3 separate regions of the Homo sapiens genome follow, and regions 2 and 3 are each linked to region 1. The links are chromatin contacts, found by Hi-C in ENCODE. All regions are on one chromosome and are shown on one strand. The core of a region is the stretch at or near the end of the contact, and the rest is flanking DNA. Distances in the headings are between cores, read along the strand shown. Region 1 holds the start of CDCA4 (cell division cycle associated 4). Region 2 holds the start of XRCC3 (X-ray repair cross complementing 3). Region 3 holds the start of TRMT61A (tRNA methyltransferase 61A).

Region 1 (3,268 bases), core at 477-2,976:
ACCCCAGCCTCCTGAGTAGCTGGGATTACAGGTGGGTGCCACTATTTCCAAACCACTTTTCTTTGGTGATCTAGATTTCATTTGCATTTGCAGAATATCTGTATATTAAGGAATTTAACCTTTATGTGGGATACAGCCAGGAAAAACTTTTTTCCCCATTTGTCTTTTCACTTTGACATGCATAAACTTTAAATTCTCAGGTAGTCACCTTTATCAAGTCCCATTTTCTTTTACCTGGGCAGTAACCTAATGGGATTTTCTACTTCCAGCCTTCCTGCCACCTCCTCCAAATCTATTACCAACAGTGATTCTTGGTGGTTGTGGTGCCTCATGCCTGTAATCCCAGAACTTTGGGAGGCCAAGGTAGGAGGATCACTTAAGGCCAGGAGTTGGAGACCAGCCTGTGTAACAAGACAATACCCTGTCTCTACAAAATTACCAAAAAAAAAAAAAAAGTTAGCTTGGTGTAGTGGCACACTTCTGTAGTCCCAGCTACTTGGGAGGCTGAGGCGTGAGAATCACTCGAGCACAAGAGTTCGAGGATACAGTGAGCCATAATCACGCCACTGTTGTCCAGCCTGGGCGAAAGAGACCCCCTTTTTTTTTTTTTTAAATAAGAACAGTGATTCTTTTCAAGCACAATTCAGATTCCAGTTCCTTCTCTGCTGACCATGCCAGTAGTCTCCATCCCACTCCCAGAATAGCCCAAAAGTCCCTCCACCCCTCACACTTAAAACTTTCCCACGAGATCACAGGGTTCTTTCTCACTGCACTGAGACGTGCTCCTGCCTCCTGCCCCTGCCTCGGGCTTTGCCCCAGCCATTCCTCTCCTGAATTCTCGTCCACTCTTCCTTTTGGTGCTTTAAGACGCTCCTTATCCTAGAGACCTATGTGAGCAGCGCCCCCACGTCACTCCCAGGTTTCCCGACAGCATTTCAGCATTTACCACCGACCTTGGCGCATCCGCACCTGCGGATTGATCTGAGGATTCCCCCCCAACTTCCAGCACTTGGCTCTCAGCTGCAGCCACGCCTGCCGGGCCTGCTGCAGGCGCTCAGGGTATTACTTAAGTCAATGATTGCAGGTTCTCGCATCCTATTTAAAACCTTTTCCACTAAGAGATTTAAAACACGTGTCCCCTGCTTTGAACTTTCACGTTACATTTCTTACGTGTAAACCTAGGAAGCCTTTGGAGATAACCCCGGTCTCTGGAGAGGCTTGGATAGACCTCGGAGCCCAGACCGCCCGGGAATTGCCGTGCCCGGCTCCTCCCGACCCCGGCACGGATGCCTCGGCGGAGAAGTTGAGCCAGGCAGAAGCGAGAGAGTCCAAACCTCTGTTTGCCCCGCCACGCCCGCCCGAGGGCCCCACGTGGGCCCCAGGCGCAGGCGCGTTCAGTTCAGGGCCAGACGCGCGGAGACCTGGGAGCTGGCGGGGCGGGGCCGGACTGGGCGCGGGGAGACCTGGGAGCCGGCGGGGCGTGGGCGTGGCGGGGCCGGGCGCAGGGGCGGGGGCGGGGCAACCGAGGGCGCGCGCGAGCCCCAACGGCCGTCGCCGCAGCGCGGGAAGACGCGCCACAGATGCCCCGCCCGCGTGGGTTTGAACAAGAGGCCCCGCCCCCGGCCCGCGAGTGGCCAATCAGCGGGCGTAGCGCGCGGAGAGCGCAGCGTCGACCCTTTGTGGACGCCGAGTGGCGGTCGCTCGCCCCGCCCCGCGCCGTCGGGCGCTCCTTCCTCAGCGGCGGGAAGCTGGCGGCAGCGGCGGTGGCGGTGGCTGAGCAGAGGACCCGGCGGGCGGCCTCGCGGGTCAGGTGAGCGGGCCCGGCGGACCGCTAGGGCGTCTACGGCGGCGTGCACTTTTGTGCTGCAGGGCGCGGAGGAGCCTGGGGGCGGTGCGCGGAGTCTGTGGCTCCTGGCGCTGGGTCCGGGGCGGAGGCGGCGCCCGGGACCACCGCTGGGGCTGCCGCGGCGCCCTCGCCGCCCTCCTGGGCGCTGGTTCCCCCGCGGGGTGGCCGCTGCTGAGGGGGCCCGGGGAACAGAGGGGCCCGGGCCGCCGTCTGCGTTCCTTGCGGAGCGCGGAGCTGGGGCTTTGCCGAGGCCTGCGGGCGGCCCCACGCGGGAGCCGCTTCACGAGGGCCCGGCTGGGGTACGCAGCGGCGTTTCCCGTACCTCGGCTCTAGTTGCAGCGGAGGGAACGCCAGGCGCGCCGCAGCCCCCTCTGTCGGAGCCCGGCCGCGGAGAGGGCCGCGGATGTGGGAGGAGGCCCAGACCCCGGGCGGGTCGGCCAGCGCCGTCTTCCCTGGGCTCCTCCGGCGGTGCGAGGTGGGACTAGGGAAAGTCCCCGAGACACTTGCAGAAGTCAGACGCAAGCCTCCCTCCGCGTCTTCAGACGCTTCTCGCCCCGCAAACAGGATCGTCGTGGCAAAGGCTCCGACAGCTTGCTGGAATAGAGGGTCTCCGCTGCCTCGCTTCTCCTGTGGCCTTCGTGTGGGACGCACGGGACGGCGGGACCCAGATAACCGTTCTCTCAAAGCGAGCCACAGAAAAACATTGCCTGTTCACAAAACTTACGTTTTATCAACTTTCTACGTACAACCACTCTATTTTCAAGTGTCACCGTGTTTTATAATTAGGGTGGAAATCCAGAATACAAAGTGAGTTACACCCCTTTTCTAGGAAGAGTAGTAGGCTGTATCTTGGAAAAGGGGCTAGGAAGTTTCCCTCAACTTGCCACTGGAACATGTTTTCAGGGAAAAGAAGGAGTGTGTTTCGTTCCAAGTAACAAAAGTACCTGCAATTGGCTGGGCGCGGTAGCTCACACCTCCCAGCACTTTGAGAGGAGGCCTAGGCGGGTGGATCTCCTGAGGTCCCGAGTTCGAGACTAGCTGGCCAACGTGGTGAAACCCCGTCTGTACTAAAAATACAAAAATTAGCTGGGCGTGATGGCGCATGCCTGTAATCATAATCCTAGCTATGTGGGAGGCTGAGGCAGGAGAATCGCTTGAACCAGAAAGGCAGAGGTCTCAGCCGAGATCGTGCCATTGCACTCCAGCCTGGGCGACAGAGCGAGACTCCGTCTCAAAAAACAAAAAAAACCAAATACCTGAAATTAACATAACAGTAATTGTTCATGAACAGCCTCCAGGAGACTTGTAGTGGAAGGTGGAGCTCCCACTCAGTACTCAAGACTGCAGACCTTGCTCCTCTTCTCCCTGTTTTTCCGATAAAGTATTTCAAAGCTTATCTGATGTGTGAGGAATGGAAATTGT
Region 2 (3,316 bases), core at 726-3,225, 1.3 Mb after region 1:
GGAAACCTCTGCCTCATCTTGGCCACACTTTCTCACGTGCTCCTTACGGTTCATACAGACGTAGAGTATTTCTGTGCTATTAAGAGTTCGTTACACCATAAATACAATTTTCACGTGTCAACTTAAAAGTAAATTTTAAAAAAGATGAAGGAGGATGATTGGCGGAAAGTGTCTAAAAAGACTCCTCATGGTGGCGATACTGGGGAGAGGTGGGCAGCACTGGTCTCAACTCTCCAGGACACGCTCAGTGACCGGTGATGGCTCCGTACACTGTAGATGCCAGAGACACTTCCCCAGAGTCACTCGAATTCCGTCCTGTCCCCGAGGCTCTGTGGCCGCTCACCCCCCACCAGGCCTCCAACCAAGCTTCAATGAACCCAGTCAATTAGTGCTACTTTGACTTCTTGAACCTAGTTCCAACGTCTGCTTAGTTCTATCACTGAGGGAATTAAACGAATCTGTAACACGTGTTAAGTATGAAAGTCATATTACAAAAATTCTTTTTCTCCCCCAATTTTTTTTTTATCGTGGTAAAATCCACAGAACAGAAACTGGACACACCTGTTAGCGCACAGCCAGTGGGATTAAATGCACTCGGGGCCTTCCCAGTTGGCCAAGGGGCTGGTGTGAGGCAAAGGCACCTCCGATCAGGTCACAGGGAACCCCACGGGAGGCCCAGCGGATGGCCTGGCTCAGGGACCCCACGCCCACGCCCCAATGTCTGCAGGAGTGGCCTGGGCAACTCCTGCCGTGTCTGGGCCCATGGGAAACGGGTGCAAATCTGCGGTCTCCTTCAAACTGTCCAGTGGGCGACTGCGACCTCGCTTCCGAGGTGGAGGGTGGTATAGACGAAGGGAAACGGGGGGCAGCCTGGCCCGCAGACTGGGTCCTGGCCCTCCTTCCGAGCAGGAGGTGGCTTCGGAACCGGCCACCCGCCCGCGGCACCGACGCCTCCCCCGGTTCCCGGGAGGGACCCCTGCGGGGCCGCCAGCTCCAGCGCTTCCGCGGACAGCACGCGCCCTCCCCACCGAGCCTGCGAGGAAGGCGCTCCGCCTTCCACTTTCTCGGGAGCGAGCCCCAGCTCTCGGGACGCAGTCCACACGCGCTAGCCCAGCACGAACCGGCCTCGGGCAGGGCCGCACCCACCCCCGGGACCAGCCCGCGCCCCGCACCCCGCCTCCCGGCGCCCGCCCTGGACAGGTGCCTCCTGCCCTCCCGGGACCCCCGCACCGGGACACCGCGCGCCTCCCGCCCTCCCCGCGGGCGTAGGAGCCTGAGGCGGCGGCCCGGGGACGCGGCCAACCTGGGAGAGAGCGGGGGCGGGGGCCGGCTGGGGAAGGGGCCGCCCGGAGGCGGAGGGGTCGTCGCGGGAGCCTGGAAGCCCGCGGGGCCGGGCCGGGGCGGCGGGGCGGGTCGGAGGCGCTGGCCGGGGCGACGGCCACCCACCTCCTTGTCCGGGACCCACTGCGGCTCCTCCAGGCCGAACGGGCTTCCGAAGGCGCGGTGTTCGGGCACCATGCGCAGGCCGCTCGGGGAGCGCACCAGCTTCTTGGCGTCGCGGCGCGCGGACACCTCGGAGGACATGACGCCGCCTCAGCCTCTCGGCCAGCGGCCCCGCACCCGGCCCCTCGCCCAGCCCGGGGCACCGCCCGCCCCGCCCCGGTCCGCGCGCGGCTGACAGCGCCGGCGTCCAATCGCCAAGCCCGCCACGGAGCGCGGACTAATCGGAGCTTGAACTCCGCCCCATCGCTGCCCTCTCCAATCCGTGTAAGGGCACCGCCCCTGCAACCCTGAGGTCGATCACCAATCGGCGGCGAGGGCTGGCCCGGGTACGCTCCGCCCCTCTCAGGGAGATTGAGACTTTGGATTGGTTAGTTAGTCAGTCACGTTAGCGCCGCTTCGTCTCTGATTGGTGTAGCCCACTCAGGGTGCTAGGCGCCTATTGGAGGAGAAGGCCGAGAGGAGCAGGACGGCGGGAAGAGGAGTGCGGAACCCGCGGGAGGTGAGGCCCGCCGAGCCGGGCTGCGAGCCGGGCTGCGAGCCGGGCGGCAGCGGGGTCGGAGGTCGTGGGCGGCAGCGGGCGTGAGGGGTGAGGCAGGGTCAAGGGGCGGGGGCGGCCGCGGGTCTCCATTGCCCGAGCCTGTGGGAGCAGGCGGGCCTGGGGCTGCAGCACTCACCCCGGGAGCCCCGCCGCAGCTCGGGTAGCGTTCAGGCACCTCGCCGGGGCCGGGCCGCGTGCGTTCGGAGCGGGGAAGGCGGTCTCCGGGGCCCCCGGTGCGCGCGGGGAGGCGTCCGCTCAGGGGAGGCCGAGGTGGGCCCGCGGCTGCGCCCCCGGCCTTCGATGCCTTCGCTCGTCCGCCTGGGACCGCGCTGGCTTCGCATCGAAGTGGGAGAGGTCTGAACAGTTATTTTAATACTTTGATTTGGAAAGAAAATCCTTTAGGCCGGGCGCGGTGGCTCACGCCTGTAATCCGAGCACTTTGGGAGGCCGAGGCGGGCGGATCACGAGGTCAGGAGTTCAAGACCAGCCTGGCCAACATGGTGAAACCCCGTCTCTACTAAAAATACAAAAATTAGCTGGGTGTGGTGGCACGTGCCTGTAATCCCAGCTGCTTGGGAGGCTGAGGCAGGAGAATTGTTTGAACCAGGACCCGGGAGGCGGAGGTTGCAGTGAGCCGAGATCACATTACTGCACTCCAGCCTGGGCTACAGAAAAAGACTCCATCTCAGAAAGCACACAAAAAAAAGAAGAAAATGTTTGTTCATCCTGCCTTTAATTCCTTATTACAAGGCGTGAATTTTTATTGTTTTTTTTGAGACAGTCTGGCTCTGTCATCCGGGGTGGAGTGCAGTGGCGTCTTCACAGCTAGGCACAACCTCGACCTCCCAGGCTCTCAAGTAGCTGGGACCGCAAGCGCCACTACACTGGCCAGCTATTTTTCTTTTTTTTTTTTTTTTTCGGTAGAGAGTAGGTCTTGCTGTGTTGCCCAGGCTGGTCTTGAACTCCTGGGCTCAGGCGACCTTGGCCGCCTTGGCCTCCCACGGTGCTGGGATGACAGGCATCAGCAGTGTTGAAGCCTGTGAGGTGGGGTCCCTGTGGCTGACTCTGCCCTCTCCTGGGGCCATTGGCAGTGCAGGGGTCCTTGTGTGTGGAGGAAATAAGGAGATGATCAAAGTATGATTCCACGAATCACACGGTTTATTGTCAAAGAAGATTTGTTCTCGGGTTCACAGTGCTCAGAGGGGAGGAGAGGGGAGGAGGTGAAGACACCTGGCAGGGAAGCAGGGCCTCCATGGATGGGGTGCATTCACGGCA
Region 3 (3,135 bases), core at 287-2,786, 1.5 Mb after region 1:
GATGGGGAAGGCTCCCCACCTACAGTGAGCTCCTCGGGGTAGCCCTGGCCTCTTTCCAGAAGGGGCAACTCTCTCTGCTTCACCATCAGCACGGAGGACTAGAGGTTGACGGTCAGTACCTAGGACAGCGCCAAGCATCAAGCTGGCCACGCCCCACCAAGGCAAGCAGGACCCTCACTAGAGCACCAGTCCTCCCCAGCTCCTCCTGGTCCATTTCCCACCACCTCTCACTCCAGTTACAGCACCAGCCTCCTAACGGGCTTCTCTGCCTCCACCTTCACTCCCTGCTGTCAGCATCCCGGAAAGATGTGAAAATAGAAACTGAGGAGCCACATGTGTCTGTAGGAAGGGCAGGCTGGAGGCTCTGACCTCCACCTTTGTGTCAATTTCTGCGTTAAACTGAGGCAGCCTGAGGAACTCACCAGACTCACAGACCACAGAGCCGGGCCGAAGCTCCAACATCATGGTGATGAGGGCGATGTCTGTGGAGTAGAGGATCTGCGTGCGGTGCGGCAGGTTCAGCGTCCAGAGCTCGGGCGTGGGGTGCAGCACATACACCCAGCCACCTCGGCCGCACGTCACCTTGGAGCCGAAGGGGCGGCCGATAAGGTCAACTGAGTGCCGCAGGACACCATGCCGGGTCTGGGTCTGTGCCCCACGCTGCACACGCACCGCCACCATTGCACCATGGCCCAGTGACAGGATGGCCGTGTCACCCTCCTTGATCAGCTCCTCGTATGCCACGAAGCTCATGGTGCTAATGTCTGGCAAGGGCCAAGGACCTGGGGAGGGGTGTGTGTAGGCATGAGCAAGTCAGGAGGCAGGATGAGGGCCTAGGGTCTAGGTAGAAGGCTTCGAGGCCTACATCCCAGCAGTGGGCATGGGCGGGGTGTGGCTAGCTCAGCCTCAGTCTCTGCCACTGCCTGACAGGGAGCCCAATAGCGCTGCACTCTGGCCTGGCCTCTGAAGCCTTTCTTGGTCTAGGACAAGAGACAGGGACTATGAGCCTAAATCAGAGATGAAAAGACTGAGGCTTGGCAATGGCGGAGTTCGGTCCCAAGGATTCCCGGAGTGAGGACCCGACCCTCCCATCACCCTTCTCCAGGAGCTTGACTCCCATTCCCAAGATGTGAGATGAGGAAGCGCCTTTGCGAGGTGTCCACCGGCGGGGGAGAGGCAAATGGTCAATGAGGTCACCTCCAAGCCAGGCTTGATTCCTCACCCCAGTCTCCCCCACGGGGGCTAGGTGGCAGGGTATGACAGAGGATTCAGGGCTCCCCAGTAAGGGGCTGGGGACGCGGAGCTGGCCGTCCACGCAAACACCGCCCAGCCGATGCAGAGGCAACAAGGGGCCAGGCCGGGCCGGCGGGGGCCGCCCATGCGAGGCTGGAGGGACAGGCCCTGCGCGCCGTGCCCGGCCCGGGTCACCCTCACCCGCGCCCTGCCACCCTGTACCCCGCGGAGTCTCACCTGCGACGCTCCTGCTGCCGGGGCTCCACACGTGCCTCCGCGACGCGCGGCGGCGGCGGCCACAACACTTCCGGCTCCGCGCCCGCTGATGACGTCGCGCCCCGCCTCCGCCTCCCCCTCCCCCCCTCCGCGCACGGGATCCTGGGAGCGCCAGGCTGCCCTTCCCGCCCCTCCCAGAGGACGTTTCCTGGGCGACTTCTTCCCTCATGTGAGCTGCTCTGTTTACATTTGCTGGTCGCTGGAAGATCGAAAGACTGGACAAAATCCATATGGCGGCCGGCCGGCGCGGTGGCTCTCGCCTGTGATCCCGCGCTTTGGGAGGCCGAGGCGGGAGGTTCTTCTGAGCTGAAGAGTTCGAGACCAGCCCGGGAAACGTAGTGAGACCCCCACCATCTCTACAAATAATAACAAACAAACAAAAGGTCCCCCCGCCCCGCCGGCCGCGGGTTGCCGTCGCACCCAGGCACATTTGAAGGGCGGCAGGAGCCAAGGCCTGGCTGTCACTGCTGTCCCGGACCCCTTTGACGGCCCCTGGGGGTTCACCAGAGGGCTGGCCCGTGGCTCACTGCCCAGTCCTCTATGAGGACACTTCGCCATAGACATTTTGTTATTGCAGACTGCTCTGGGAACACCCCTGACTGGGCCCTAAAATGAATTCCAGAAAAGGAATCGCAGGTCAAGGGGCGGTTCTAAAAGGCTTGGGCTAGGGTCAGCCAGAGCTCTGTGCAGCAGATGGGGGCCTGGAAAAGTCTGCAGAAGTGGCCTTCCGCCCAGGCCCTGCCTCCCCCGACGGGGGCACGTTGTCCTGAGTGCAGAGCTGCTTCTAGGAGGGAGTAGGGGTCCTGTGTCCCCTCCTGCGAACCAAGGCATAATGAGAACTGGATGACTTGGGCCCACTTTTGGGTCTGGTGAGCAGCCTGGGCAGGAGACTGGAGGAGGTGCTGCTGGAGGATGGGCAGAACAGGGAAGCGGGAGTGGCGTTCTGTCTCAGCAACACCATTCCCAGCTGGCTCCTCTGTGGAGTGTGTGTGCAGGGGAGCGGGGGCAGGGGACACGGATTTTCTTCCTCCAGCTCTTAGCTCTCAGGACCAGAGCTTGGAGAGGAACAGAGACCCCCCTACCCAGCCTAGGGTTTAGCCTGCGCCCGAACCCAAGCCAGTTAGCAATGACCCTAGGGCACCCTCCCCAGTCACTCAGCCACTCCAGCCTGGTAAGATGAGGTGGCCAGGCTCCTGCAGAGCGAGCTCCCCTCTGGAGCCCTGGCAGCCTGTAGAGCACTCTCAACTCTCTCGCCTCTGGGGCAGGCCAGGCCAGGCTGTTTGTGGCCCTTGCATTGGCTTCTCAGGGTCCATCATGGAAACCTAGGGGTCCAACCTCAGCCCCTCTGTGTCCCTGCCCTAGCTGCGGCTGAGAGCCCCCAGGAGTAAGCTGGTGAGAGGCCTTCCATGGCCTCCCACTCTCTGTGGGCTCCTGTCCCTGTGGGGCCACCACGCTGGCCACCAGCTGCCTCTACTTCTGCCTTACAGCCTCCCTGCCTTCTGCTCTCAACGTTGAAACAGCCCCCTCCACAGCTCCCGAACCTGTGTTCCAGCGGATGCTTCTCTCCCTTGATGATGCACCCGCCTGAGTCACCCCCTAATTTCTCCCCTGGGGGATTCTGACTTT

Evidence for each region. A loop is a pair of places that touch in the nucleus more often than their neighbours do. Pooled maps may share reads with other maps.
Region 2: a map of CD8-positive, alpha-beta T cell shows a loop between it and region 1 (12-fold over the local background). The contact joins the promoter of XRCC3 here to the promoter of CDCA4 in region 1. A Hi-C loop is called at or near these places in 2 of 168 maps with a recorded cell type or tissue (CD4-positive, alpha-beta memory T cell and CD8-positive, alpha-beta T cell), 1 of 37 single-sample maps with no recorded cell type and 8 of 50 pooled maps.
Region 3: a pooled map shows a loop between it and region 1 (6-fold over the local background). The contact joins the promoter of TRMT61A here to the promoter of CDCA4 in region 1. A Hi-C loop is called at or near these places in 2 of 37 single-sample maps with no recorded cell type and 3 of 50 pooled maps.

Annotation. Positions count from the first base shown.
Region 1 is chr14:105,019,541-105,022,808 of GRCh38, reverse strand. It overlaps CDCA4 (cell division cycle associated 4), which reads left to right and starts at 1,726. Exons shown (of 2, transcript NM_017955.4): 1 at 1,726-1,810. RefSeq lists enhancers at 931-990, 1,006-1,519, 2,034-2,549, 3,001-3,268 and silencers at 1,291-1,360, 1,391-2,280, 2,291-2,380.
Region 2 is chr14:103,714,110-103,717,425 of GRCh38, reverse strand. It overlaps XRCC3 (X-ray repair cross complementing 3), which reads left to right and starts at 1,975. Exons shown (of 10, transcript NM_005432.4): 1 at 1,975-2,002. ZFYVE21 (zinc finger FYVE-type containing 21) reads right to left here and starts at 1,616. Exons shown (of 7, transcript NM_024071.4): 1 at 1,447-1,616. The coding sequence starts at 1,584. RefSeq lists silencers at 803-882, 943-1,012, 1,113-1,192, 1,383-1,952, 2,033-2,292 and an enhancer at 2,489-3,174.
Region 3 is chr14:103,527,597-103,530,731 of GRCh38, reverse strand. TRMT61A (tRNA methyltransferase 61A) reads right to left here and starts at 1,536. Exons shown (of 4, transcript NM_152307.3): 1 at 1,471-1,536; 2 at 423-782. The coding sequence starts at 753. RefSeq lists silencers at 1,380-1,549, 1,560-1,609.